5 separate regions of the Homo sapiens genome follow, and all the other regions are linked to region 1. The links are chromatin loops, found by intact Hi-C in ENCODE. Cell type or tissue: CD4-positive, alpha-beta T cell. All regions are shown on one strand. Each heading gives the region's core, and the rest is flanking DNA. Links, peaks and the distances in the headings are about the cores only.

The links. A loop is a pair of places that touch in the nucleus more often than their neighbours do. Peaks named below come from ENCODE experiments on the same cell type or tissue, not always from the same donor. Only the 100,000 strongest peaks of a DNase experiment are listed, where the experiment ranks them.
Region 2: it touches region 1 in a loop (21-fold over the local background); 10 of 110 quality-filtered maps call a loop at or near these places.
Region 3: it touches region 1 in a loop (13-fold over the local background); 49 of 110 quality-filtered maps call a loop at or near these places.
Region 4: it touches region 1 in a loop (2.2-fold over the local background); 8 of 110 quality-filtered maps call a loop at or near these places.
Region 5: a loop joins it to region 1, with 8 times the contacts of the local background. A loop is called at or near these places in 92 of 110 quality-filtered maps.

What each region holds. Positions count from the first base shown.
Region 1 is chr12:22,079,710-22,086,343 of GRCh38, forward strand. LOC105369690 (a long non-coding RNA gene) reads right to left here and starts at 2,818. Exons shown (of 5, transcript XR_931423.4): 1 at 2,677-2,818. In CD4-positive, alpha-beta T cell, for the core only: a CTCF peak has its summit at 3,644 (motif pointing right); a DNase peak (open chromatin) is centred at 3,672.
Region 2 is chr12:22,170,622-22,177,255 of GRCh38, forward strand. No RefSeq gene overlaps it. Among named protein-coding and RNA genes, the nearest start is that of CMAS, 130 kb to the left of the region's middle. In CD4-positive, alpha-beta T cell, for the core only: no CTCF peak of the experiment used is centred there; no DNase peak of the experiment used is centred there.
Region 3 is chr12:22,456,026-22,462,659 of GRCh38, forward strand. It overlaps C2CD5 (C2 calcium dependent domain containing 5), which reads right to left. Exons shown (of 27, transcript NM_001286176.2): 23 at 3,467-3,517; 24 at 2,459-2,560; 25 at 946-1,136. Among named protein-coding and RNA genes, the nearest start is that of C2CD5, 85 kb to the right of the region's middle. In CD4-positive, alpha-beta T cell, for the core only: CTCF peaks have their summits at 3,995 (motif pointing left), 4,201 and 4,400; a DNase peak (open chromatin) is centred at 4,036.
Region 4 is chr12:22,628,971-22,633,970 of GRCh38, forward strand. The region is part of intron 1 of ETNK1 (ethanolamine kinase 1); the gene reads left to right. Among named protein-coding and RNA genes, the nearest start is that of ETNK1, 6.3 kb to the left of the region's middle. In CD4-positive, alpha-beta T cell, for the core only: CTCF peaks have their summits at 3,104 (motif pointing left) and 3,305; a DNase peak (open chromatin) is centred at 3,071.
Region 5 is chr12:22,438,551-22,445,184 of GRCh38, forward strand. No RefSeq gene overlaps it. Among named protein-coding and RNA genes, the nearest start is that of C2CD5, 100 kb to the right of the region's middle. In CD4-positive, alpha-beta T cell, for the core only: CTCF peaks have their summits at 5,056 and 5,256; a DNase peak (open chromatin) is centred at 5,031.

The DNA.
Region 1 (6,634 bases), core at 1,014-6,013:
AGGGTGACTATAGCATATGGACAAGTGAAATAATTGACACCAATGTCACAAGGAATGGGAGGAATGAATCGGGAGTAGTCTTATAAAGTTATATAATGTTATTTGAAGGTGGACTTATTTTAAAATATATATTGTAAACCCTAGGGATATTACTAAATTTTTTATAAAAGATATATGATATACCAAGTAAAGATATAAAATCAAATCATACAAAATGCTTAATTAACCCCAGAGAAGTCAGAAAAACAGCAGGAGAAAGAAATAAAGAACAAATGCAATGAACAGAAAACAATTACAAAGATGGTAAATTTTAATGCAACTATATCAATAATCCCTTTAAATATGAATGTTCTAAACACACCAGAGACTGTCAGGTTGAATTAAATTAAAAAAAAAAACTAGACTTACCTGTGTGCTGGCTACCACAAACCTACTTTAAATTTAAAGACTCAGAAAAGTTAAAAACAAAATGATAGGAAGAGAAATTCCATGGTAAATCGATCAAACGACAGTATCATATGCTCTGTCAATTATCAATTACTATATAACAAATAGCTTCAAAGCACGTTTACTTGAAAAAATAACTACTTTTTCATAATTCTGTGGATCAACAATTTGGGCTAAGGTAAGTAGAGTTGTTTTCATGGTCTCACTCTGTGGTTGCAGTCAGTTGATGGTGGGAATCGATGAACAGTCCAAGTCAATTTCCCTCACATATATCTACTGGTGTCTGGGCTGTTCTCTTCTTGCAGTCTTTCAACTTTAAGGAAACTAGTTTAAGTGTCTTAACGTGACAGTCTCTGAGCAGCTGGAAGGTGAGATTGGATGCTGCAACACTTTTTGATAACTTCCCCAGAAGTCACACAATGTTACTTCAGCCTCAATTTTACTGGTCAAAGTGAGTCAAGTTACTGACCATCCAGCTCAGATCAAGGGGTCAGAAGATGGAGTCTACTTTCTAATGGAAGGAGTTTAATTTTTAATGCATTATATATGTTGATACATCTGGGTTTGGAAATTTGAGAAGGTGAAAAGAGAAAGATCTTTTTGAGGGTTTTTATTCTAATTATTTTGCATTTTGGAATTTGGACAAGTTTAGCCAACCTTTCCGTGGCTAAGCTTCTTTGCTCTAATTGAAGATAATAACAGTATCACCTCACAGGATTGTGAAGATTCAATGAGATAATATATATAGCATGTCTAGAGGAGTACCTGGCTCGTGTAGGGCCTCTAAATGTTTATTATTATTGGCAATAAATGAACTTAGTTTCTAGCTTCAACATTGTCACGAACTAGCTAAGGTATGCTTTTCAAGACATTTAACACCCACAAGCCAGTTTATTTGACTATAATCTGAGGCGCTTATAATAGATGATCTCTATTGTCCCTTTTAATTGTCCCTTCTAATTCTACAGATGCAAATGTACTAATGTTTTACTTAGAAGAAATATTTCACATAGAAGAAACATATATCATATTTATGATTAACATGAGCATTTAAGGCTCTGGGGATGATTGGCTACAAATTATAGTGCAGAAGTCTTAAATTTCTTAGTACATCAGTGAACTTAGAAAAGAAATATTCTTTATTATTATGTATGTATTTATTTGTAGAGATGAGGTCTCACTACATTACCAGGCTGGTCTTGAACTCCTGTGCTGGAGCCATCCATCCGCCTTGGCCTCCTGAAGAGCTGGGAGCAGAGGCATGAGCCACTGCACCCAGCCAATACTCTGTATTAAACCATGATTCATTGAAGGGGAAGAGCTATCAAAAGTAAGTAATTTTATTTGTGAAGATTGTTTACCTTTTCTCAATTTAACAATGAATAGCATTTAGCATGTCAAAGATTATTACATTTCCTGAAATTGTTAGGTTGGTGCAAATGTGATTGTGGTTAATGGCAAAAACCACAATTACTTTTGCCCCAACCTAATAAAAAGCCAAATAAGGCACAAGCTCACCACCTCGGCAAACAAATATAGGGGAATGGGATGATATGAGTCTGGCGAGGTGAATAAACAGAGGCCAGATTGTACTGGTTTTTGTGAGTTACATTAAGACATTTTTGCTTTATCCTGAAAATAAGGGTAGAGAGAGACCCTTAAAGGGCTTGAAGCAGAAAAATCTTTTCAAGTGGAGGTGAAATTTGAGCTGGATCTTAAACTAGAAAATTTCATTGGTGTCAAAGGACAATATCAAAAAAAATGGAGTTAACGTTTGTGTTCAGATAATGGAAGAGGTCGTTATCTGTATAGGCCTGAAAGGATCTACAAGGTAATGGTAAGAAATGAGACCAGAAACACAGGACCAAATTGGAGATGACCTTCAAAAGAAAATGCTTGATTCCTGTGTTGACTTTGAAATGCTTAATTTCCTTCGAATCCAATCTATTCCACTACCACTTTACTTGTCTACTTTATGCTTTCTGTTCCCTTTGTAAAAGTCTCAGTGACTCCATGCTGCCCACAGAATAAGGTAAACAATTCCCAGTCCAAGTGTTATAGTTCTCTTTTGTATCCTTCCTGCCACTCCGCCCTGATTATGAAACCAGCAGACAGCCAGGCGTTAGCCCTCCTCTCCTTCCCCCAACCCCTGCCCTTTCTTCTCTTAAAGCCCTCTCTTCCTTCACAGCCTTAAGTATATATCGAAGTGTTCATTGGCTTAATACTTACCTTCAAGTTACAGAAGATCGAAAAGCCTGTTTATTTTGTCGGCATCATATTGCGTCAGTGTGGTGGACGCTGTGTTGGGCCGTAGAGCTCACCCTTGAGCCTGGAGGTCTTATCCCCCTCAGCTGCTGGGAGTGTTGTCAGTAGACAAGCCTCAGCTGTCAGGCCTCTTCAGCGCTGCCTCACCTAAGGTTACTCCCTTTCTGGGAGTAGCCCACATCCAGTGACTGGATGGAGGCAGAGGATAAAAGCCCTGCTTCATTACCCCAAGAATGGACAACAGCTGAGAGGCCAGGCTAGCTTCAGCGCTCTCTGTGAGTCAACCGAGGCTGTATAGGAACCATCTCCTCTCTCTCTCCACAATCCTCCTCCTTCGTTTTCCATCTACAAGTGCGATCCCAGGAGCCTGCCTTCACAAACATCATGGACATTAATCTCCCTCCCCAAGCCTGCTTCTCAACCCAGGACACCAGGAAATATTTTTGAATGAGCAAGTGAAAGAATGTCCAAAATATCCTGTACCTTTTGGGATGGGTACTGGCTAAAGTAATTACTGTTATCTGAATTGCCAAGCTAAGCATGTTAATGATTTTCTAATTATTTAAAGGACCATGTGTGAAGTCTTAATAATCTCTGTTGTACTCTCCTGCATTTGGTCATTGGTTCTTTGCTATATACTGATGCAAATTACTTTTTCCAAGTTTAAAAGCTTTTTTTTTTTTTTTTTTTTTTTTTTTTTAGGAATGTGTCACCTTTGATAACCTGGTGCTTTTATCTGCCTGAACTGGTTGGGAAAGTTCTACTAAATACAGTACTAAAGAAAGTTGGTTTGTCCACATTTCATTGGTGACATTCCCAGTGTAGAACCTTTTCATGCTTTGTTATTGAATAGCTCTCAAAATTTAAAGTTGATGCAATATTATTTGTATGCTGATGAAAATACTTGATGTATTTTTAAAATTTCAGTGGTTGACATTTTGGCCACTGGGTGTCATCACAGATCTAGGTTTTAAAATGTGCAGTTGTCACTTGCTGACTGAAATTAACTAATAGAGTCTGATGAGGCTTAATGGTACATCTTCATCATTTGACCTTCATACATTGAGTATCAATCTCCACTATAGGAAATTGTTTATAAAGTACAATTTGGATACTTTTTAGTCTTTCTTTACAACACATCACATGGATAGAAGGAAAATTTCTTCTAACAATGTCTGGAGTGAGCCTTGAGTGGGGAAGTGTGGTGGGAAGGCTGAGATAGAAAGAGGACACGTAAATGATTAAGCTACTGCCTTACTAGAGGACCAGCGCCAACCGAAAAGAAAGATGTATTCCCAGCCTGGTGCGGTGGCTCAAGCCTGTAATCCCAGCGCTTTGGGAGGCCGAGGCAGGTGGATCACTTAAGGCCAGGGCTGTGAGACCAGCCTGGCCAACATGACGAAACCCCATCTCTACTAAAAATACAAAAACAATTAGCCAGGCATGGTGGCGCACGCCTCTAATCTCAGCTGCTTGGGAGTCTGAGGCACAAGAATCGCTTGAATCCGGAGGCAGAGGTTGCAGTGAGCCGAGATCGTGCCACTGCACTCCAGCCTGGGTAACAGAGCAAGACTGTCTCAAAACACACACACACACACACACACACACACACACACACACGTATTCCCTAAGCTACCCAGATCTATCACCTGGTTACCTCAGGCCATTACCATGACCTCTATCTTAATTTCTTTTAATCCTCACAACCTCTATAAAGCACTTTTATTTCATTTATTTTACAGGTGTGGAAATTGAGGCACAGAAAGGTTAATGATTATACCCAGGGCCAGACACTAGGTGCTAGATCCAAAATTTAAGACAGGGAACATTCCCAAGGGTAGCAGATTATACCTTGGCGAAGGCTTAGGCAGTGTTTCCTCAAAGATGGTCCCTCAACCACTTTCATCAAAATCATATAGTAATTGCTAAAATATATATTCCAGCACCTTCCCAGTGCTACTAAATCAAAATTTCTGGGATAACGTCTGGGAATTGGCATGTTAGTAAAATTCCATCAGATGACTTTTATGCACACTGAATTGTGAGAATCTATTAGAGGAATGAAATTGTGAAGGCCCCCTTTTCTGGAAAGGAAGGAGAGAGAGCAGCCCTCTGAAAGCACAGCAGGATGGAATCCAGGCTCAGGAACCATCCTATAGTCTTTTTAATAGGTACTCCGTGTGCATTGGAGACTTTCTTCCTGATTACCAACAGGCCTCAGGTGGCCTCATCCCGCCCACCTGCCTCCAGACATACACCTGTTCGTTGGAAGAGACTCTAACTCACTCAAGTCACTGTGGGGAGCTTCCAGCACATTCAGATGCCTAGAATAACCCAGACCAATCAAACCAGTGTCTTTTGGTATGAGGCCCAGATAATTGCTATTAAAAATATTTTTCCCCTGTGATTCTCATGTGGAGCCGGAGTTGACTACTACTGTTCTTGAGCAACAATTCCCAAATGGAATTTTAAACAATTACTTCAGAGGTAATTAGCATGCTGATATTTTGCAAAATGTGCTTTGAGAAATGGTCTAAAAGATATGAATGTACAACTGGGAAAAGAATGCCAATGAAGTTAAAAAAGTTGGACTATGACCCCTCTAGGCAACATTAAACTAAGGCTGGTTTTGTGGCTCTGGAGACTGGGCAGCTTTGGACCATAAAGAGGGTGAGGGATCTGTCAAGGAGCCGTCAAGTTCAGCCATAGTCTCTCTGCTCATGCCTGATCCACCTGGCCAGAGGGCCATATTTTGCAAAAGATGAGACCCAGCTGGCTATGTGGGCATGCTGGACACATGCCCACCAGAACAATTGTACATTAGGTGTACCTATTGTGTCTGAGGAAACATTGCTTACCTATTGCAGCCTCTGAGGCTTCATTTTGAGCCCCATTCCTGGGTCCCCCAACACACAGATTCATATCTGCAGACCTCTATCGTCACACTTTTCTTATTTAATTGTCACCCTTCACTTCTGTATGGAGGCTCAGAAGAGATGACCCCATGTGGCTTAATCATCAGTATTTTCAGAGTTTGGTACAGCTCCTGGAGTCCCTTCTAAAGGACTTCCTATCCTTCCTTCATCACTGTAAAAAATAGTGGGATAATTCTTCAAAATGAAACCCCTTTGTGCCTGCTTAGCAGAAAACCTGAAGTACCTATGAGAGCCAGAGTAGATGACTGTGGCTGGGGAGTGACCTCACATCTCTTTATCCTGTTCCATACACTTGCACTGCATTCCTTATTCTCTGTGTTTCCAAGGGGTGGTGTCCCTGAGGGAGGCATTTCAGGGCGTGGAAATGGTACTGACCTGGATGGGCCCTCAAGGGGTCTTTCTGTACTACTTCCTCATTTTATGGAAATAAATATATTACTTCTTAAGTTTACTTCAAGTTTCATGTCTTGTATTTTATAGCAGAAACCCAGGCCTAGAAAAGCCTTTGTAGAGCCAACACTTATGAATGAGGCCAAGAGTTCATATGAGCCTACAGATTACCCTTCGTATATCAAATGAGGCCCGACTAGCCCACTGACTAGGTGTCCTTCCTGCCATACTTGTCCCTTTGCTGATTGGCATCCTAGAAGGAGTACTGTGGCAAGGGCTGTCACTACAGCCTCATTACTCTTTGGGCCTCAGCTTTATTTACATTTTGTAGAGGACTCAAGGAATTCCTATTTAGGTTTTATGAATCTCAGGGAGGATACTACTCCATTAGGTACAGAAGCATTATAACCTCAGTTGAAATTAGAAGCTGGACTCTCATAAGATGGGATAGTTGGCCTTTATTGTATCAGCAAAAGAATGAAATATTTATTGAATTGTCTAGAACTGCTTTTTGAAGCAAAATTAACATTATTAGTTTATATATTTACCCGATGCCTTTAAAATATTTCTGTCTGGAGCAAATAAACTTCTCTATA
Region 2 (6,634 bases), core at 777-5,776, 91 kb after region 1:
TCATCACATTGTGTGCTTAAAATGGATCCATTTTATTGCTTTCTAATTCTACTTCGATGAAGTTTATTTCTTAAAAACTGCATCAATATATCATATTATTCATCAATCATATTGGCAGTTAATGCAAAACTTGACAACACACTCTGTTGGTGAGGCTGTGGGGAAATCAGTACTCTTACATTGCTTGGGGAATTTAAAAAAAATGGTTTAACCCCTAACAAGGGGAATCTCTGACCTCCTAATGTAATAGTCTCAAAATATGCTAAATTCCTGCCAAAAATGTATTAATGGAAAGAAATCATGTGAAGACATCAGACAAACCCAAATTCAGAGACATGTAATTGGCTTGAATTTCTAAAAAAATCAATGCTGGGGCCGGGAGCAGTGGCGCACGCCGGTAATCCCAGCACTTTGAGAAGCCAAGGCAGGCGGATCACGAGGTCAGGAGATCGAGACCATCCTGGCTAACACGGTGAAACCCCTTCTCTACTAAAAATACAAAAAAATTAGCCGGGCGTGGTGGTGGGCGCCTGTAGTCCCAGCTACTTGGGAGGCTGAGGCAGGAGAATGGCGTGAACCCAGGAGGCGGAGCTTGCAGTGAGCCAAGATCGTGCCACTGCTCTCCAGCCTGGGCGACAGAGCGAGACTCTGTCTCAAAAAATAATAATAATAATAAATAAAAATCAATGTTAAAGATGATGAAAGATAGAAGAATAGTTCCAGATGAAAGGAGACTAAAGAAACATGACAATGATTCAATGTGTGATTCTAGATCCGATCCTGGAATGGGAAAAAAAAATCACCAAAAAGGACATTAATGAGAAAATTGGTAAAATCTGAATAGGAACTGTATATTAGACAATATTATATCAGCATCAAATTTCTTACCTTATTATTATACTTTTGTTATCTAGGAAAATGTCCTTGTTAGGGTATATACATTGAAATAGTTTGGAAGTAAAGGATTATGGTATCTGCAACTTACTTTCTAATTTTCAGCAACAAGAATAAGAATAATAATTAGATTTTAAAAAGCAAATATAGCAAAAACATTAATGATTGTAATGAGTAAAGATTATATGGGTGTACTATATTTGCAACTTTTAAAATTGATGGTTTTTTTTTTTTTTTTGACATAGTTTCACTCTGTTACTCAGAATGGAATGCAGCAGCAAAATCACAGCTCACTGCAACCTCGGCCTCACAGGTTCAAGTGCTCCTCCCACCTCAGCCTTTCCGGTAGCTAGGACTACAGGTGTGTGCCATCATGCCCAGCTAATTTTTGTATTTTTCGTAGAGACGGGATTTCACCATGTTGCTCAGGCTGGACTTGAACTCCTACGCTCAAGTGATCTTCCCGTCTTGGCCTCCCAAAGTGCTGGGATTACAGGTGTGAGCCTCTACACCCAGCCTGATAGTTCTTTTAAATTAAACATTTAAAAAATAAATGAAACAAATATTTAAATAGATCTTTCTCAACTACCAAACATACGACGGAAAGCCAAAGTGAGAAAGCAGGGTATTTTTTTGCCATGGGCTCCTGAACAGTGTAGACCTTGGTTCTTGTAAAGAATTCATAATGGATTTATAACTTCACTTGTATAGCCTGGTTAGAAAGTGGGCAAGAGGGTGTGTGCGTGATGGTAAAGGAAGGAGGGCCACAGCTCTGCTCCTGCACCTGCTCTGCCATTTTGCCTCCCTAATTCAAAGGGCTATAAACATTCTCTTGCAATCCTGGCAACATTTGAAAATGCACAAACCATTATATCAGCAAACGGTGTTTGTGGCCACAGTAACTTTTGAGGAAAAAAGATGTCCCAGAATTTACCTGGGAGCTGGGGTGAGCAACTTCTTTAGTCCAGAATGCCACCTGAAAGATTACGACTATATTTACAGTCACTGCCAGGTGATTATGGTCTGTAGTACCCCAAGGAAGAAGCCAAAGGAGGGAAGTCGGAAAACAGGAAGGAAGGAGAGGAGGACAAGAGGAGGAACATAGTGACTAAGATGTGGAATAAGCATGTGCCCTGGTATTACCCAGCTGCCCCTCAAGGATATTTGCAAGAGGCAGCTGCTTCTGTTCTTACGCTGCCCACAAACTGTGGTCAGGAGGATCCCCTGAAATACACAGTCTGGTCAGTCATTAAGGATACGGTTAAATTTTTTCCAACTCAAACGAATGTCAACTGATGACCTAGGCCAGGGGTGTCCAATCTTTTGGCTTCCCTGGGCCACACTGGAAGAAGAAGAATTGTCTTGGGCCACAAGTAAAATACACTAACACTAGAGATAGCTGATAAGCTAAAAACAAACAAACAAAAACACACACACACACACACAAAATAAATCTCATAATGTTTTGAGAAAGTTTATGAATTTGTGTTGGGCCACATTCAAAGCCATCCTTGGCTGCCTGCATCCCATGGGCTGTGGGTTGGACAAGCTTATCTAGACAAAGATTCACTACTCTTTTGAATTTTTGTAATTCTTTGGTCCAGTTTTATGCCTCACTTTATTTTAACTTTTATCCATGCTTTGTCTCCCTTACCAAATTATAAATCTCTTATAGGCTGAGTACAGAATGTAGTCATTTAATATTCCTTACAATGTTCAGCCTAACAATTCATGTTCAATAAATGTTTGTTGAGGAAACAAAATTTAAAAACAAACAAAACAAGCTATCAATATTTTTTTTAACATGTTGTGTGTTACAGCCCCCTAGTGTACAGAAACATCTGTCTAGAGGAGCCTGAATTAACTGGAATTTGAACAAATTGCCAAGGGAATGATCTCTGATTCACTCCTTTAATTCAAGATTCCTTTGTTTTCTTATCAGCCTAATTTATTCTTCTGAGGGGAAGGGCCAGTTTTAGAATGTTATAACACTTCCATTCTCCATGACTGCATCCCTGACTTGTGCTTCATCCTCCTTCCAATATGCCTTTTCTTTCATCCCAATGATGGAAGATAAAAGTATTTGTTGATTCTAAGATACACTTTTTTCACATTTTAACATTTCTGAGATCAAACTGTATCTTACAATTGATGCTGTCACTATTACTGTTAGGTATGCAGTCTGATGACATAACCGTCATTTCCTATACATATACAAACTCTGTTACAGCACTTCTCAATCTCACATTAGTTGACTAATGGGCATTGTTTGTGTCATTTTTGTTTAATTTAACTGCCAGTTAAATATCTTTAAAAAGATATGATGAACCAACAATTACATATACACATACATGTAGTCTATAGAATGAGTCGTAATTGGGCATTAAGACACAAAGCTATAGTATGTGTAAAATGGCAGGAAAATTATGTAGTGAGATGTAAATTGATTATTGTAAGTTGACTATTTTTTGGAAGAATGACTACATTTCCAGATTATGCTGCAACACAACAACCAAGCTTTCTATAAGACCTAAGAAGGAAAGATACTCAGAAATGAATAAAGCTGGATTATATTTTATTGCTGAGATTCATGCAAAAATATTGCTTATTGTGTGCCATGCAATCCAACTAAAGGCAGAAAAATTTGCAATGGTACCTCCAAATAGATTAAACTTCAAAAGAATGAGATACTGATGTGAACTATTCATTCGTTATGCAAGACTATCAATAAAATGTCAATTTGTGAGCATCTGCCTGATAATTTAGAATAGAAGCTGATTACTTTAGTGATACATGATTCATTCAGGGAAAACATGAAAATGGTAAATTAGACATCCTAGTGAAAGCCAAGGTGGAAACATTCCTCAAAGTCATATGGACAATGTTAAAGTTATTAAGAAGACCAAGATCGTGACCACAAGCTATAAAAATCAGTATATTGCTGATAATATGCATAATTACTGAAGATCAAAAATTATTTTCACATATTTCATTTTAAGGCACAGCATGAAATCTAAGAATGAGAGCTCCAAGTATGCCAGTGCCTATAAATTTCAAAATAATTGGATGGATGAACTAATGATAGACTGGCTGAAAGTCATTTGGAATTGATACCTAAGAGCTTCATGCAACACATACAAAAGTTTGGTTTTCAATTCATTTCATGTTCCATGTATCTTAACAGTTAAAGAAAATGCTTACCAAAATCTATATCAATGTGGAGCGTCTTGGCAATTATAAATCCTTGCTTTTCTATATAAATTATAAATTAAATTTTACAACAAATTCTATGGGTCTAGATCAATTTTAGCAGCAAAGACATCTTTATAATATTGAGTCTTTCTGTCTATGAATATAGTACATTTCTCAATTAATTCAGGTCTTTTTCATTGTCTTTCAATAAATTTCATAATTATTCCCTAAGAGACATGTACATTTTTTGTTGTGTTTATTAGGTCTTAGCATTTCATTATTATTGCTGCCATAGTAAATAGTTTCATTATTCAAATTGCATTTTCTAGCTGTTTATTACTAGCGCCGTAAAAATGAAATTTACTTTTATATGCTGATCTTGTATTTGGTAACCTTATCAAATTTGTGCATTAATATTACAAACTTTTCAAATTTTGATAGGAGAAATTATAGATAATTTTGGTTTTTCTATCTTTTAAAAAGAAGAGTTGTGTTTTTTCTTTCAAATCTTCATGTTTTTATTTCTTTCTATTTTTGGGTATGTGTCTTCTAGGCGCCCAGAGAAAATGTTGAATGATAAGATATCCTACTCCCTCCCTTCCTTCCTTCCTTCCTTCCTTCCTTCCTTCCTTCCTTCCTTCCTTCCTTCCTTCCTCTCTCTCTCTCTCTCTCATTCTTTCTTTCTTTCTTTCTTGACGGAGTTTTGCTCTGTCGCCCAAGCTGGAGTGCAGTGGCACGATCTCGGCTCACTGAAAGCTACGCCTCCCGGGTTCACGCCATTCTCCTGCCTCAGCCTCCCAAGTAGCTGAGACTACAGGCGCCCGCCACCACGCCCGGCTAATTTTTTGTATATTTAGTAGAGACTGGGTTTCACCGTGTTAGCCAGGATGGTCTCGATCTCCTGACCTCAAGGTCCACCCGCCTTGACCTCCCAAAGTGCTGGGATTACAGGCATGAGCCACCGCGACCAGCCCTCTTATCCTTTATTTTTAAAGGTATATTCTAATGTTTCACTGCTAAGAATGATGTCTACTATACATTTTTCAGGTACATATTATTATAAAGTTAGGAAAGTTATCTAAGATTTTTTTAAATCGAAAATAACTTAATTTTTTTCTCATGACCTTCCTTATCTATTGATATGAACATAAGATTTTTTTAACCTGGTTAATATGGCTAACTATGTTAATATGTTCTCTAATGTTGAAGCCTCCTTCTATTCTGAGATAAATCTAACCTATTCAATAACCAGAAAGATGAAAGTCTTAAAACTGTACCTAATAGCATAACTTTAAAATATATTAAACAAAATTAGACAAAAGTCCAATTTGACAAATCCATCATAAAGGTAGAACATTTGTCTTTCAATTGGAGACTTGAGTATATTTAAATTAATTGTGCTTGCTGATGTATTTGGTCTCTAGTTAACAAAGTGATCAATTCGTTGTTTCCCATACGCTCTGTACTTGCTTGCCTTTGCTTGTCTTATTCCCTCTTCTGGGAAGGTCTTCCCTACTACCTCTTATCTTTCTCACTCCATCATAATCTACTCTTCAAGGCTCATTATCCTCAAAGAATTTCCTGATTCAAGAATGGGGAGTAATCATTCTTTAAACTCCTATAATACATTATCGTTACCTCTCCAGGAGCAAAGCAAACTGAAAGGAAGTAGAAGAAAAGAAATAATAAAGCTCATAGCAGAAATCAATGACATGAAAAACAAAAAAAGAAAATGTACGACGACACCAAAAGTTGGTGTTTTTGGGTTTGTTTTGTTTTTTTGCAAAAGCAAAACAACTGATAAATCTTTAGTGAGAATTACTGTGAATAAAGTAGAAAGACACAAACTACAATTCAGAAATAAAATAGGAGACATCATTGCAGATCTTAGAGAAATTAAAATAATAATGGCCAGGCACGGCGGCTCATACTGGTAATCCCAGTACTTTGGGAGGCTGAGGCAAGTGGATCACTTGAGGGCAGGAGTTCGAGACCAGCCAGGCCAACATGGTGAAACCCTATCTCTACTAAAAAAATTTTTAAAAGTAAAAATTAGCCAATATGGTGACGCATGCCTGTAGTTCCAGCTACTTGGGAGGCTGAGGTATGAGAATCCCTTGAATCTGGAAGGCCAAGATCACACCACTGCACTCCAGCCTAGATGACAGAAGAAGACTCCATCTCAAAAAACAAACAAACAAAATAACAATATTATTAATAATTTTATGCCAAGAAATTAGACAAACTACAAAAATTAGTAATACTGACTTATGGGAATTCAAAATAGATCTATATACAGGGAAGATATTTGAACTAGCAATTAAAATTCTTCCCATAAAGGAAAGCCAATCCCTAGCTGGTTTTACTATGATTCTATCAACAATTTAATGAAGAAATAACACAAATCCCATGCAAACTTACAGAAAGAAGAGAAACACTCCCCAATTTATTTTCTAGAGTCAGTTTTAACCTGATGCCAAAGCCAGAGAAAGACATCACAAGAAAAGAAAAATATAGACCAATACACCTCATAAGCACACAAAATCCT
Region 3 (6,634 bases), core at 953-5,952, 380 kb after region 1:
ATCTGTCAGAAGCTATTCATTTATTTGCACAAAAACATATTGTGTTTATTCCATGCCAGCTACTGTGCTAGGCGCAGGATGGTGAGTATGATATTAAAGACAGTGTGCAGGCTGTTATTCCTAAGAAAGTATAGAAATACTGCTGGTGAAGAAGGGCACAGCTAAGTCATCTTTATAATGAATATACTTTTTAAAAATACAAACTGCAGCTGAAGTAAAATTTGAAAAGGTTATTGGATGTCACACCTCAGTAACTAAAAAATTTCCCTATTCACCATATTAATTTGCTTGGTAGCCCCTGTTCCTTAACATATGACACAACGTAATTTTTTTAAGTTTAAATTCCTGTGTTATAAAAGATATAACAGGCTGACTCTGATTCTGAACTTTTCCCACATCAAGTAAAATATTACAACTTGTTATTTAAAAACCAAATTAAAGTTTAATGATACTCAGTGTGAGGTAAGACTGAAGAAATGTCATCCTCATACACTAACTGAGAGAGTAAAAAATGAGCAGCTTCATTCCTTTCTCAGGAGGAAGAAACAGCAGAGCTAAATTACATAAAGTATCTCCTTAGACATGTATCTGTAATACAGTCCTCTACTATTTCTAAATGTGATCTGTCAAAAATTGCTAAATTACTGAGGAAACGAAGCTGTTCTTTCAGGGCTATTTTAAACTTCTATTTGAACACAGATATTTGTTTTATTTACTATATGATAAGGTTCTAAGATTTCTAACAATAAATAGGTTTAAAACTAACACAATTCTTGTGATAATCCTCGCTGCTAAATGAAATAAACTCTAGACTCAATCCAGATAATTAAAATATAAATAAATATTTGTAAGTTTTTGGCAAAAAATAACAATTTGAAACTTAGTTTTGTTACTAAATCTTCAGAGAAAATTTTTTAAAAAATGAAATAACTTCTATAAAATTACCTCCCGAAGAGAAGTAGTCTCTCGAATAAAAAACATGTTAATTATCCCAAGATACTTAGTTATTTTTGCTCCAGGAATAAAAGAAAGAGGTGTCATCTTAACAACCCCAACTGTGGAATTTGCACAAGGTGGAGCAGAACGATTCCGGAAATTTCCATCACCCACTGGACTTGCTTTTTCAACTGTCATGGCTAAAATTGGAGAAAAATGAGAAAACATTCAGAACAGACGCTGGTAACACAATTATTCCCTGAGGTTTCCAAATAAGTGGTGACAACATTCAGCTGTCTGTGAGGCTAAGCCATGTCATGAAAGAAAAGAAATTATCATGCACTGCATGCAATTAAAAAAGAGAGACAGAAAAACATGAGAGGAAATGCTGGAATGGAATTCTTTTGGAAGAAAAATGGCATTCCTGCAAAAGAAAATGTTGATGCAGTATAGCTACACACACAATGATTGGTTATAAAGTGAAGAAAAAGAAAAAGCGGCTGAGCATTAAAATTATCTGCTGTAGGAACAAATTATTACAAGGAGAGTGTGAAAGTTGTTCTATTTCCCAGTGCAATTTTTCCATCTTTTTCAGACGACTTCATCATTGTCAACTTGTAGATAAACCTTATGTTATCTAGTTGTAAGATACTGGTTTTTTCCAAACCTTTTTGAAAACCAACTCATAATTTTAAAAGCTTAACGACCTCTGCTAGCTAAAAGTTGGTTGTTTATAAAGTAAAAAAATAATAGCTACCACTTATTAAATAACTGCCATAAGCCAGACATATATATATATATCTAATCCTTACAACCACCCAAAAACACAGGTTATCATCATCATCCCCATTTCATGCATGAGGAAATGGAAGGTTAGAGAAGTTAAGTAACTTGCCCAAGGTCTCATAGCTATTAAAATGGCACTTCTAGGATTCAGAACCAGATCTGGCTGGTTTCACATCCTATATTATTTCCTGTGAAATGTAGTTTTTTCCCCCTTTTAATGTACGGTAAGCTCTTTCACTCAAATATATTTACCTCAAAATTTACCAAAACACATGGCATAAGATAACATATAAGTAATGATTCTGATTCTAGCAGTAAGGTAATAACTACTTTCTCACCATAAATTCTTTATTAGTTTAGCCCTCTGCATATCACACTTAATAAACCGACAGATGCCACATACTAAATAGTACCTTGGGTCCTGGAAGAATGTCTTTTCAATAAGAGAGTTGGCAATTTACTTCCAATTAGAATGATATAATATCTATTTATATACTTTTAAGAATACCTGCACAAAAAGGAAAATTTTAAAAACACAATTCTATAGGTAAAACTAATAAATCTAAAGGCCTTTCAAAAGCTTTTCCTAAATGACCGTTACAGTCTGCAGCTTTCACACTCTAATACATGATGGATTGGCAATGTTATTACTGGGTAGTAAGGTCTAGCTTTCACCACTGGGAAATCAGGGATATGTTTCTCAGATTATCATAATGTGGTAGAAACATCCGCCTACTTGTCTTAATTGATCCACGCCTTATGGTCTGAGCTTTCAGTTTAATGAGCTCTATCCAGCTGCTGCATCTGTCTGCAAAGGAACTGTAATCAACTGACGTTGCTGAAAACACAGACAGAAAACAAAAGAAAAAAACAAAGAAAAAAATATGGATGATGTCTCTTACTCGTCTTAACACTCCTTTCGATGATGTAATTTAACTGTAACTCAGAAAAAGAATGGTCCTTTTCAAGTCAGATAAGAGAGATAGTAAAGAGTCAAGCTTTAGACACTGATTTGTCCAAAACCAAGTTCTCAGTTAGCAGGCTGAGCATTTCTGGTGATGTCATAGTTGTGTGGTCTCCTAGGGAGAGCCTGAGTGGGGTCTAACATAAATATCAATGAAAGGACCACATACTGTGCTTTAACTAACTTTATTTCCTATTCTTCTTAATTTACAATATTTCAGTTGTTTCTATTTTATTTTATAATCAAAGCTTTGTGAATAATTCATTTCCCTAGTTTTACCCTAAAATTTTAAAAAAAGAGAATCAAATGTTGAAGAATATATTTTTAAAAGTTAGTAGTTGACTTATCTGTTATTAAAGTATCTTCTTTCTACAATCAGTAAGAGGAAAACCAAAGGGCCATTTTTGTTAATGTTTTGTTTCCATGTCTGATTTTGGGCAACAAAGCCTCTGATAATATGGGGTCAGGGCAGGTGTGAGCCTCACAAGTTCCCCCTTTTAAAAACAATAACTTTTACTACTGCTAAGCTGGAAAAAAAATTTTAAGGAGCTAAAATTTTATGCTTAGAAACTGGGAAACCATTAACATACTAAAAAATTTAAATATTAGTTTAATTGATGCTTTTAAAAGAACATATTCTACCTACAAAAAAAAAAAAGCCAGATTTTGGTGTCTATTCCATATTGTCCAGTGCATTTTCTTCAATGTCTATAATTTTATGCACCACCAAACTAGAATTTTACACCTTTGGTGACTATTTGCTTAATTAGACAAACTCACCTCTCTGTGCAGCTGGTATACCTGAGTTAGAACTTGCACTCTCCAGGTGTTCTAATAAGACAATATGAACAACATTAGCTCAGATGCTAAGTACAAGCCAGTACCTCTTCTTTGTTATTTGTTAATACCTCTATAAGCCAGAAGAATAGGAGGAAATCTTTATGGCTTCATTGCAAAAGCAAACCAAATAAAAGCATCTAGGTTTAAAATGCAGTTTCTATTGATAAATGAAAACTAGCTCAGTTCATAAATACCATGCCAAAGGAGACTACTTGCTTACTGTAACACAAAAAGAGTTTCAGAAACTTTATAGTCACAAGAAAATATAAACATAGTAACGAATGTGAGTATGATGAAAGCAGGATGTGAGACTAGGCAGAGAAAAGGGTCAATGTGTTGGGAAGAATATCTGAAATGAAACATGGAAGGAAAATGTTTGCTGTGGGGAAGAGTCTATAAGATTACAAATTACAGACAAGATAATGATTATGCTTCACAGATCAGCATAAGCTGCTCCCTAGTCTTAACTCTCACCACCAACTTCTTCATTCGAAGACTTCGATATCAACAGCTCCCTCTGGTGGTATCAAGACTTTGTGAAACTAAAAAATGAGTGATCACAGAGGTAACCAGGAATCCCAAGCCAGTATCACTCCCTTTCCAGTAACCTGACAGTAGCATCCAGAATTTTCCCTGATATTTTTTATTACAGGTATTTAAGGTATTGTACAAATTTAAATAGCACTATAAAAAAACTTCATAACCTATTTTTAATGCTCATGTTCTACCCACATTAGAATATTTAAATTTTTGTTTGAAAGAATTTTACAACTAAAAGAATAGTCCTGCCAATTTAGAAATAACTCATGAAAAGCACTGAGAATAATTCGGTTGGCTTAGTATAGTATAGTTTAAGTATAGATAGATAAATATGTTTTTTCATTTCTACTTAGTGTGTTGATTTTTTGGTAACATTCTTAAATTAATAAAAAAACTTTTCAAAACATTATTTGTACAGAATGTTTCTACCATAGAATGTTGCTGCTAATTGAAAATACAATGCAAGTATCTCACCACACCCCACCAACACAATTTTTTTTTTTGAGACGGAGTTTTCGTCTTGTTGCCCAGGCTGGAGTGTAGTGGCACGGTATCAGCTCACTGCAACCTCCACCTGCCAGCTTCAAGTGATTCTCCTGCCTCAGCCTCCCAAGTAGCTGGGATTACAGGCACCCACCACCACGCCCGACTAATTTTTTTGTATTTTTTGTAGAGATGGGTTTCACCATATTGGCCAGGCTGGTCTTGAACTCCTGACCTCAGGTAATCCGCCTGCCTTGGTCTCCCAAAGTGGTGGGATTGCAGGTATGAGCCACCAAACCTGGCCCACAGTTTTCATAAAGCAACTGACCACTAGCTAATCCTGTAACATATACAGAGCTGATGAATAAAAGGGATCACCAGGTGGGGTCCACGAATGGCCTATGAGGATACCACACTGTGGACATGCCCTGACCATCATGCTCACTGACTGGAGATCTAGATAGGAAAAGTCCTCCTGATTCAGGATCTTGAGAGACTTTGGAAGTCTAGGAGGAGATGGGACCTAAAGAAAGACCAGCACAGACCTGACATTCAGAGGCTTACCACATCTGTAGGGACACTCAGCACAGAAACAGACTCAATGGAGAGACTGGGACACCAACTGTCCTACCCCTAACTTACATATCCCAAGAGAGTCCTGAGGCTCTCATATGTCTTGTGCAGTATAGATTTGGTTGGTGTAGAATTACAGAACATATAGCTGGCATTAGGAATTCTGTGCATTTTTTTAAACTGCAGGGGAAAGAGGAACGGCTTAAAAATTTCTGAAAAATCACTAAAACGAAAATCTTTTCTATACCTTGATATTATCTGAGTAATATGGAATTCCCTAGTAGGAACTGCATATATTTTAATGGCAAATGTACACAGAAAGAGCTTACCTGAGTATGTATTAAATATCTGTTCCCATCTCTAACATCAAGTGGAAAAAACAAGGTACACAATGATATGTAAAATACTTGTGTTTTTTAAAAAGGATGAATAGAGTATCTTTGAAAGACAGACAGTAAACTGCTAAAAGTAGTTGCCTCTTGGGGAAGGAAATGGAGAAGAGAGCTTTATTCTGGACTACATGATTTTTGTAATATTCAAATTTTTCACGATATACATGTATTACTTTTACCCAGTAAAATTTATATAAAGGATGAAGAGGGAAAAAAGGGAGGGAAAATGTTTATTCCCTGCCCTCAAATACGAATGCATCTGAAAAAAATCTGAAAAACCCAAGTTTTTAAGGGAGATTTTTGATTTCACTTAGGGAGAGCAGGTTCATCTTTTAACATGCTTGCTATCTTAATTTTTCTCCTAGAAAAAAAAGGCCCAAGAGGCCCAAGGCCAGCTGGTCCCAGCAGCAGATAGACATCAGCACCTGGACTGGTTTGAATACCTCAAATGTCTGATGACCTCAGACTCCCAGGCCCTCTGCTCCTCCTGATCAGAGTTTGGCTTCCCAGGTGATAAGCTTTTCAAAAGAGAAGGTACTGCAGATACATGCAGTCTGGCTCACTGACCAACTGGGAGTTCCAGTTTAAAAGAAATAAAACAACATGCAGTCTCTAGACTAATACTAAATTAAAAACAACATAGTTCATTATTCAAGGGTAGAAATCTCCTTAAAAGTCTTTCAGGCTTTGCTGAGTTGTGCTCACTTGTGTGCCATTTGTAGATCTATATGGAAGAGTCTGAAACAAATGCTTTTCATGTCAAGATCCCCCTTCTAGCTGCAAACAGTCTCAATTAAGCCACACAACAGTCTGCTTCTATTATAATTTGGTTTCCCACTTAATGCAAGAAGAAGATTATTTTGCATTTTTTTAAAAGTCACCATTAAGTGATAACCCTGCAAGCCCCAAATAAATGACCCTAGAAACTTAGCAAAGCAATACAGGGCTATGGTTTTATAATTCCCCTAGTGCACTCTAGCAATATTTAACAAGCCCTGTGTGTAGTGGTGTGGGAGGGAAACTAACCCAGGTTAAAATCAGCTCAGTGGAAATGAGCATATTAACGACAAAAAGGATTCTTCCTCCCTCAAACAGACATTCTCCAGTACGTCTAAAGTCT
Region 4 (5,000 bases), core at 1-5,000, 550 kb after region 1:
GAGTCCAGATTCTATACTTTACTAGCTTTGTTACTCTGGTCAAATCATTAAACTTCCTGTCTCAGTATCCTGAGCTGTAAAATTGATCCAGTAGTTGTCCCTACCTCAATGGGTTATTGTGAGGGTAAAATAAATGCTGTCTTTCATGATAATTATTATTGCTGCTGAGCACCTACTATATATTGGATACTTGAATCAAAAAACAAATATTTGCTCTTTGAAATTCCTAGTCCGATGGGGAAGACAAATAAGAAAATTATAACAACGTAATGTTTATGGAATGAACATTCAAATTTAGTTCACATGCAAAGATTACCCAAGAAGTTTAAAAAATGTACTGTTCTTTCTGCTTTACTACAGGTTTTTGCCTGTTATTGAATGCATATTTTAAAAAATCTTTTCATCATTTTTTTAAGCATATGTATTCTATCATGGAAATTAATCTTTGTGTTAGGTTGTGTAGCTACACAGCAGTTTTCATATCCTTCCTCTTTCTAACAGTGTTGGAGGTAGTTACCTAAATAATCTATTAAAAACCTGTAACTCCTCTTAATATTGATAGTTGATATTTTATATTGGTCTTTGCCTTAAAGGAAGAAGAAAAAGCCAGATCTATACAATTGCTGTGTTAAGTTATGTCTCCACTAGTGTTCTGATATAATAATTGATTTTCTTTTCTGTTTTTAAAAAGATGAGTTTGTTCCTTTAAGCAGTAGCTTCTGAAAAGTCTTAGGTAAGCTAATGTAGTAAGTTACGGCTAATTTTTTAATATATTAAAAAAGTAAACAATATATTAGTTTACTTTCCCTAAGATTATAGGAAATCTTGAGTCCTGTAGATACAAATAAGGAGTCATGGTTTATATTCAGTGTAACTTTTAATGTTAGTGATTACATCCAGTTTTCTGTTTCCTATTCCCTCCCTGTCTTCAGCATTTTAGAATAATAAAGTATATAATGTTTAATAGACGCCCATCAAAAACATGAAATATTTGTTAGGCTCCCATGTATTTTATTAAGATGTGACTATGAAGACAGGAGCCTAAAGTGCTAGTTTGTTTTCCTGTATAATAGCCATGTAACTTGGACTACACAAACTGCGTCACATCTTTTTGGGGACTGAGCATAATGTGGAAAGAGGATGGTTTTTGAATATTATTTCCAGCCATTTATAACCTTTGGCAAGTTTTAAAGTCTCTATAAAATGGTATTACCTTGGAAAGTAGTCATGAGAATTCAATGAAATACCTACAATTACGCATCGCATGTTTTGGTACTACGTTCTTCCACCTCTCATTTCCAATTCTCCCATCCCAACTGAGAGAATTGTGAGCTCCTAAAATTCAGTAATTCTGACATGTGTTTTTTGTACTAGCTGTAATGCTAGTTTTCAGTAAGAGTCCTTGTACAACTAACTGTAGCACAAGGTAGGCATAGAAGAACGTAGGACAGAAGGCTTCATAGAGGTGGGGGTACCTGAGCTAAGCTTTGAAGGGTAGATGAGATCAGATTGAAAAGGGAAACATTTCTGAGCAAGGAAAACTATCTCACAAAGGCAATGAAGCTAGACTTTGAGTAGCTTACTCATCATTTAGGACATCATGGGAAGCCACTGGATATTTTTCTTTTTGTATTTTATTTTATTTTATTTTATTTTTTTTGAGACAGAGTCTCGCTGTAGCCCAGGCTGGAGTGCAGTGGTGTGATCTCAGCTCACTGCAACCTCCGTTTCCCAGGTTCAAGTGATTCTCGTGCCTCAGCCACCCAAGTAGCTTGGATTACAGATGTGCGCCACCATGCTCAGCTAATTTTTGTATTTTTAGTAGAGTCGGGGTTTCACCATGTTGGCCAGGCTGGTCTCGAATGCCTGACCTCAAGTGATCCACCCACCTCGGCCTCCCAAAATACTGGGATTACAGGCATGAGCCACCGCACCTGGCCTGGATATTTTTAAGCAGGTAAATTATATCATGTATTAGAGAAGTGACAGGCAACAATGTAGAGAAGGGTTGTTTGAGGGAAATGTTTTAAATTGGGAAATAATGATCACTCAGGACATTGGTTTTGAAACTAGTGGTTACCATACATTAATAGGATGCCAAATCAATATAGTGTCTTGAGACCATTACAGTTTAAAAAGATGAGTTAGAATAAGTTATGGTAGAGGTTACATCAGACAGAGCCTTGCAAGTAGTAAGGTAAGTACTCTTTTTTTTTTTTTTGAGATGGAGTTTCGCTCTTGTTGCCCAGGCTGGAGTGCAATGGCGTGATCTCGGCTCACCGCAACCTCTGCCTCCCAGGTTCAAGCGATTCTCCTGCCTCAGCCTCCAGAGTAGCTGGGATTACAGGCGCCTGCCACCACGCCTGGCTAATTTTTGTGTTTTTAGTAGAGACGGGGTTTCTTCATGTTGGTCAGGCTGGTCTCAAACTCCCGACCTCAGGTGATCCACCTTCCTCAACCTCCCAAAGTGCTGGGATTACAGGTGTGAGCCACTGCGCCCGGTGGTAAGTATTCTTTTGTGAAGTGTGCTTTAGTTTTATGTAAAAGTGTCTATGTACATATTATATCAAATGATAAATATATTTCTTCCTGTGTATTGCATTTAAAAAGTTTGAGAAAATAATTTGAGAGAGACTGTTGTGTTAGTCCAGACAAGAGGTGCTGGGGCCCAGATTAGGACAGATGAGATGGAAATAAGGTACAGATTTCACATTTCAGAAAATAAATGTGCAGGACTTGTCAATTGATTACAGGTTAGGGAAGAAAGAAGATTAAGGTGTTTTTTGTAGGGGAAGGAGTGGATGACAAAGATAGGGAAGTAGTAGAAGACCTTTAAGAAATCAGAGGTTCTATTTCTCTTTATTTTGTTTTCTAAGGAGTTATTTTACTCTTTGATATACCAGATTGGCTATAAATACATTTTTAACATTCTTTTAAAAATTGTGAAAAACAGCAAACATATAGAAAAATGGATGAATCATAAATTGTTGTAAAACATATACCCACCCCAACCCAGGAAAAGAAAATTAATTTCCAGCAACCAAGTGTCTTCATTTTCCTTCATAGTCTTGATCTCTCCCTCCCTCTAGTGGTAATCTTAATAGCAGATTTTTTTTTTTTCTAATTAACAAAATAGAATGTTTTGAATTAATTCTGTTTTGAAAATAAGTACTCTGAGAAAATAATAAGTGCATGAAGGTCTTTGTACAGGAAACCGTATGAACATGAAATAATTTAGTTTTACTAAAAGGTTGTACCACAATATTATATTAAAACTGAATAGGAGAAAAAAATCAATTTCCTATCATCAATATTCTATTCACAACCGTTTTATTTTTATTACCTTCTACTTCTCCTAAACATATTTTACATAGTTGCAATCATACGTATAATTTTATATTCTTTTTTTCACTAGCCCTTTATAAACATTTTCCCATGTTTGAATGGTATTGACTATAATTTTTGATAGTCACAAACCTAATATTTGATGATCATGTTAAACATAATGTGACTTAGTTATTATTTATTATTTTTTAAATTTTTACTTTTTTTTTTAAGAGATGGGGTCTCATACTGTTATCCAGGCTAGAGTGCAGTGATGCTATCATAGCTCACTGCAGCCTTGTACTCCTGAGCTCACGCGATCCCTTCTACATCAGCGTCCAGAGTACCTGAGACTAAAGGTGCATGCCTGCCTAATTTTTAAATTTTTTGTAGTGATGTGGTCTTGCTGTGTTACCAGGCTGGTCTTAAACTCCTGGCTTCAAGTGATCCTCTTGCCTCAGCCTCCCAAAGTGCTGGGATTACAGGTGTGAGCCACTGTGCCTTGTATCAGTGTTTTGCCTCTTTTTGAATTTTATTTAATGGCATCATATGAAATATGTGTTTTTTTAAAATTTTGGTTTGGCGTATGCCCAGATTTTGAGAGATTTATTCATGTGTATATAGTTGTAGTTCTTTTCCATGACCGACTAGCATTCCATTTTAAGAATATACCTCAATTTATATGTCTCCTACTGTTAATGGACACCTAGGTTGTTTTCATGTTTTGGCTATCACAAATTATGCTTCTTACAATTATACTTTTTTTGAACACGAATATCCATTTCTGTTAAGTGGATACCTAGAAGTAGAATTTCTGAGTCATCTAGTTGTGTATTTTCAGCTTTGTTAGACACTTTCAGTTTTCTGAAGTGATTGTCCCGGTTTATATTCCTAACAGCATTATGTGAGAGTTTCACTTATGGTATATCTTTACCAATAATTGCTATTGTCTGTCTTTATTTTTTTCTTTCACCACGTTGGCCAGGCTGGTCTTGAACTCCTGGCCTCAAGCAATCCACCTGCCTTGGCCTCCCAAAGTGCTGGGATTACAGGCGCAAGCCACCGCACCCGGCCTGTTCTTTTCTTTTGGTCTGTTTTGTCCGTTACTGTAGCAGTACCACTCTGTGTGGATTACTCTCAATCATTGCTACAGGACTTGGTATTTGATGTAGTTATTATAGGCTTTGGTGTAGGACTCCAGCTTTGTTCGTTTTTAAGATTGCCGTGACTATTCTTGACTTTTTAAGTTGCCATATAAGTTGTAGACTCAATTTTGGGATTCCCACAAAAGAAACTGGATAGGATTTTGATTATATTTTGTGGAATCAGTAGATAAATTTGGGGAGAAGTGAATTCTTTTAACAATATTGAATCTTAAAATAAATTTTTAATTTCTCTCAAACTTTTGAAGTTTTCACTGTGGAGATCTCACGTGTTTTATTTGATTTATCCCTAGGTGTTGACGCTTTTTGATATTATTGTAAAGGGTATCATTTAAAAAATTACTTTATTGTTGGTATATAGGATTATAATTAATTGCTTTATACTGAATTTTTTTCACACACTCTAAAGGTTTTTATGTAGATTATTTTGTATTTTCTCTATGTATAATCTGAAAATAATACATATTGCTGTCTCCCCTTCTGTCTTTTTGTCTTACTGCACTAGTAAGGACC
Region 5 (6,634 bases), core at 720-5,719, 360 kb after region 1:
CCTTGCTAGAGACCTAGACATGCAAATACAAGAAGCACAAAGAACACCTGGGAAATTCACCGCAAAAAGATCTTCACCCAGGCACATTGTCCTCAGGTTATACAAAGTTAAGATGAAGGAAAGAATCTTAAGAGCTGTGAGACAGAAGCACCAGGTAACCTATGAAGGAAAACCCATCAGATTAACAGCAGATTTCTCAGCAGAAACCCTACAAGCTAGAAGGAATTGAGGCCCTATCTTCAGCCTACTCAAACGAAACAATTATCAGCCAAAAACTTTGTATCCAGTGAAACTAAGCATGATATGAAGGAAAGATACAGTCATTTTCAGATAAACAAATGCTGAGAGAATTTGCCATTACCAAGCAACCACTGTAAGAATTGCTAAAAGGAGCTCTAAATCCTGAAACAAATCCTAGAAACACATCAAAACAGGACCTCTTTAAAGCATAAGTCACACAGGACCTATAAAACAAAAATATAAGTTAAAAAAGCAAAAACAAAAAACAAAACAAAGTACATAGGCAACAAAGAGCATGATCAGTGCAATGGTACCTAACATTTCAATATTAACGTTGAATGTAAATGCCTAAGTGCCCCACTTAAAAAATAGAGAGCCACAGAATGGATAAGAGCTCACCAACCATCTGCTGCCTTCAAAAAACTCACCTAACAGATAAGGACTCACATAAACTTAAAATAAAGGGGTGGAAAAAGGCATTTCATGCAAATGGACACCAAAAGTGAGCAGTGGTAGCTATTCTTATATCAGATAAAACAAACTTTAAAGCAACAGCGGTTAAAAGAGACACAGAGAAACATTATATATTGATAAAAGGCCTTGTCCAACAGGAAAATATCACAATCCTAAACATATATGCATCGAACACCTGAGATCCCAAATTTATGAAACAATTACTAACAGACCTAAGAAATGAGATAGATAGCAATAAAATAATAGTGGGGGACTTCAATACTTCACTGGCAGCATTAGACAGGTCATCAAGTCAGAAAGTCAACAAAGAAACAATGGATTTAAACTATACCATGGAACAAATGGATTTAACAGAAATATACAGAACATTTCATCCAACAACCTCAGAACACACATTCTATTCAACAGCACATGGAACTTTCTCCAAGACAGACCCTATGATAGGCCATAAAATGAGCCTCAATAAATTTAAAAAAATTGAAATTATATCAAGCACTCTCTTAGACCACAGTGGAATAAAACTGGAAATCAACTCCAAAAGGAACCTTCAAAACCACGCAAATACATGGGAATTAAATAACCTGCTCCTGAATGAGCATTGGGTCAAAAACAAAATCAAGATTGAAATTAAAAAATTATTCAAACTGAATGACAAGAATGACACAACCTATCAAAAACCTCTGGGATACAGTTAAGGCAATGATAAGAGGTTCATAGCCCTAAACAACTATATCAAAAAGTCTGAAAGGGCACAAACAGACAATCTAAGGTCACACCTCAAGGGACTAGAGAAACAAGAACAAAACCAAACCCAAACCCAGCAGAATAAAGGAAATAACCAAGATCAGAGCAGAACCAAGTGAAACTGAAACAAACAAAAAAATACAAACAATAAATGAAGCAAAAAGCTGGTTCTTTGAAAAGATAAATAAAATTGATAGACCATTAGTAAGATTAACCAAGAAAAGGAGAGAAAATTCAAATAACCTCACTAAGAAATGAAGCAGGAGATATTACAACTGACACCACTGAAATACAAAAGATCATTCAGGGCTACTATGAACAACTTTACGCACATAAACTAGAAAACCTAGACGAGATGGATAAATTCCCAGAAAAATACAACTCTCCTAGCTTAAATCAGGAAGAATTAGATACCCTGAGCAGACCAATAACAAGCAGTGAGACTGAAACAGTGATTTTAAAATTACCAACAAAAAAATGTTCAGGACCAGATGGATTCACAGAAGAATTCTACCAGACATTCAAAGAAGAATTGGTACCAATCCTTTTGACACTATTCCACAAGATAAAGAAGGAACCCTCCCTAATTCATTCTATGAAGCCAGCATCACCCTAATACCAAAACCAGGAAAGGACACAACCACGAAAGAAAACTACAGACAGATATCCTTGATGAAGTTAGATGCTAAAATCCTTAATAAAATACTAGCTAACCAAATCCAACAACATATCAAAAAGATAATCCACCATGATCAACTGGGTTTCATACCAGAGATGCAGGGACGGTTTAACATACACAAGTCAACAAATACGATACACCACCTAAACAGAAGTAAAAACAAAAATCACATGATCGTCTCAGTAGATACAGAAAAAGCATTAGACAAAATCCAGCATGCTTTATGATTAAAATTCTCAGCAAAATCAACATACAAGGGACATACCTTAATGTAATAAAATCCATCTATGACAAACCCACAGCCAACATAATACTGAATGGGGAAAAATTGAAAGCACTCCCTCTGAGAACAGGAATGAGACAAGGATGCCCACTCTCACCACTCCTCTTCAACATAGTATTGGAAGTCCTAGCCAGAGAAATCAGACAAGAGAAAGAAATAAAGGGCATCCAAATCAGTAAAGAGGAAAGTCAAACTGTCCCCATTTGCTGATGATATGATCGTTTACCTTGAAAACCCCAGGAACTCTTCCAGAAAGCTCCTAGAACTGATAAAAGCATTCAACAAAATTCCCAGATACAAGATTAATGCACGCAAATCAATAGCTCTTCTACACAGCAACAGCAACCAAGCGGAGAATCAAATCAAGAACTCAACCCCCTTTACAGTAGCCGCAAATAAAATAAAATACTTAGGAATATACTTAACAAAGGAGTCGAAAGACCTCTACAAGAAAAACTACAAAATATTGCTGAAAGAAATCACAGACAATACAAACAAATGGAAACGCATCCCATGCTCATGGATGGGTAGAATCAATATTGTAAAAATGACCATTCTGCCAAAGTAATCCACAAATTAAACACAATCCCCATCAAAATACCACCATCATTCTTCACAGAGTTAGAAAAAATAATTCTAAAATTCATATGGAACCAAAAAAGAGCCTGCATAGCCAAAGCAAGACTAAGCAAAAAGAACAAGTCTGGAGGCATCACACTACCTGATTTCAAACTATACTATAAGACCATAGTCACTAAAAGAGTGTGGTGCTGGTAAAAAATATAGGCACATAGACCAATGGAACTGAGTAGAGAACCAGAAATAAACCCAAATACTTCCAGCCAACTGATCTTCGACAAAGCAAACAAAACCATAAAGTGGGGAAAGGACACTCTTTTCAGCAAATGGTGCTGGGATAATTGGCTAGCCACATGTAGGAGAATTAAACTGCATCCTCATCTCTCACCTCATACAAAAATCAACTTAAGATGGATTAAGGACTTAAACCTAAGACCTGAAACTAAAAATTCTAGAAGACAACATTGGAAAAACCCTTCTAGACGTTGGCTTAGGCAAGGATTTCATGACCAAAAACCCAAAAGCAAATGCAATAAAAACAAAGATAAATAGCTAGGACCTAATTAAAGAGCTTTTCCATGGCAAAAGGAACAGTCAGCAGAGTAAACAGACAATCCACAGAGTGGGAGAAAGTCTTCACAATCTATACATCTGACAAAGGACTAACATCCAGAATCTACAACAAACTCAAACAAATCAGTAAGAAAAAATATACAAATGGCCAACAAACATATGAAAAAATGCTCAACTTCACTCATGATCAGGGAATTGCAAATCAAAACCACAATGCGATATCACCTTACTCCCAGGGAAATGGCCATAATCAAAAATCAAAAAACAGTAGATGTTGGCATGGATGTGGTGATCAGGGAACACTTCTACACTGCTGGTGGGACTGTAAACTAGTACAGCCACTATGGAAAACAGTGTGGAGATTCCTTAATGAACTAAATGTAGAACTACCATTTGATCCAGCAATCTTACTACTGGGTATCTACCCAGAGGAAAAGAAGTCATTATTTGAAAAAGATACTTGCACACGCATGTTTATAGCAGCACAATTCACAATTGCAAAATCGTAGAACCAACCCAAATGCCCATCAATCTAGTGGATAAACTGTGATATATATATATATATCCATAATATATATATATATCCATAATATATATATATATATGATGGAATACTACTCAGCCATAAAGAGGAATGAATTAACAGCACTTGCAGTGACCTGGATGAGATTGGACACTATTATTCTAAGTGAAGTAACTCAGGATTGGAAACCCAAACATCATATGTTCTCACTGATATGTGGGAGCTAAGCTATGAGACACAAAGGCATAAGAATGATACAATGGACTTTGGAGACTTGGGGGGAAGAGTGGAAGGAGGGGGAGGGATAAAAGACTACAGATATGGTGCAGTGTATACTGCTCAGGTGATAGGTGCACCAAAATCTCACAAATCACCACTAAAGAACTTACTCATGTAACCAAACACCACATGCACCCCAATAACTTATGGAAAAATAAAATAATAAAAATAAAAATAAATAAACATGAAAAAATAATACATTTTGCCATATAAAGATCCTTTTAAAAGTTGAATTATGCTCTAAAAGATTAACTGTAATGAGAGGTATCAGCAAGTCCTCTATTACCAGAAAATCATCCTGACATTGCTAAACTCCCTTTAGAAGGATATGTACGAATACTTTGGAATTTCCTGGCATGATTCCCTTTGGGGAATAAGGGAAAGGTCCGTGGGAAGCACTTGAGGATATCGCTATGAAGTGACAGACCCCAGAACCAGTTATGATAAGGAGCCCCTGGGGCTTCCTGGTCCACTGGGAGTCAGCTGTGAATGAGAACTAGAGGGTTGAGCACTGGGAACTGAACCTGAGCAGACTTTCTTGGCTGAATTAGGCATGGCCTAAAGACCCCTGGAAGCCTGTGCAGGAGTCTTGGTTAGTACCGCATCATCACCTGGGGAGAGGAGCTACTTCCCTGTTCTGTGTGGAACTCATTCCAACAGCGCCACCGTGTGATTATAAGAAGCAGACACAACAGTGAACCGAGAAGATTCCTGCACTGTAGCCGCTTGGATGTGGAAGCCGTTAACCCTTTGGGGACTTCATTGAGCCCTGGAGTTGTTGGACGATTCCAGAAGTAGAGAAGCGCTTACAGGCAGGAGAGTCTGGACTTCCGCTAATTATTCATATGGGTATACACAAAATTGTTAGGAAAAATAAGAGAGATGACAGTGCGTGTATCTTGAATTTGTGAAGCATTTTCTATTAGATGTTATTATCACAAATAGCACAGCTGTACGGTAATTTTATACTTTATGTATCTCTATAGTTGAACTTGTATAGGAATTTGTATTCGTTTTCTGTTGCTACCGCAACCTTAGTGGTTTCAACAACACAAACTTATTACCTTACAGTTCAGTAGGTCAGAACTGACATGGGTCTCACCAGGCTAAAATCAAGTCATTGGCGGGACTGTTCCTTTCTGGAAACCCTAGGGGAGAACACACTTCCTTGTTCATTTGAATTTCTGGCATAATTCAGTTTCTTGTATTGTGGAACTGAGATGGTTTCTGGCTGTTGTCGGCTGAGAGTTATTCCCAGAGTCTAGAGGTCACACACATTTTTATTTTTTATTTTTTATCTTATTTTATTTTAATTTTGAGACTGAGTCTCCCTCTATCGCCCAGGCTGGAGTGCAGTGGCACAATCTCGGTTCACTGCAACTTCTGCCTCAGCCATTCTCATGCCTCAGCCTCCCAAATAGCTGGGATTACAGGCGCCTACCACCATGCCCGGCTAATTTTTGTATTTTTAGTGGAGACGGGGTTTCACCATGCTGGCCAGGCTGGTCTCGAACTTCTGACCTCAAGTTGATCCGCCCGCCTCGGCCTCCCGAAGTGCTGGGATTACAGACGTTAGCCACCGCGCCCAGCCCACATTTCTTCCCCTGCCTCAAAGTCAGCAGTGTTGAGTCAAGTCCTACTCACATAGAGTCTCTCTGACCTCTTATATCCTCTGTTTCCATTTTAAAGGATTCATGTGGTTAGATTCTAGGACCCTCCCAGATAAACCAGGATAATTTATCCATCTCAAGCCTTGACCTTGATCACATTTGCAAAGTTTTTAACATGTCAGGTAATATATTCACAGGGGATTAAGTTGGGGACATCTTTGAAGGCCCATTATTCTGCTTACCATAGACATTTTGAGGTTTGTTAATATTTAAAAATATAGTCTTTAAAAAAAACTCCAATGAACAAATATTTAAAAGGATTTTTATAGACAACAACAGTCTTACTTTCAAAAAGCAGAGGAACCATTTTTATGTTTTTATTTTTTATATGTAAAAATATAGTCTTTGTTGGAGAGTACGTGGAGAAAAGGGAACCTTGCACGCTGTTGATAAGAATATAAATTAGTACAGCCATTATGGAAAAGAGTCTGGAGGCTTCCCAAAAAATTGAAAATAGTACTACCATACGATCCAGCAATCCCACTACTCTGCATGTTTCCAAGGGATATGAAATCAGTATGTCAAAGAGGTATCTGCACTCTCATGTTCATTACAGCGTTTTTCACAATAGCCAAGTTATGAAATCAACC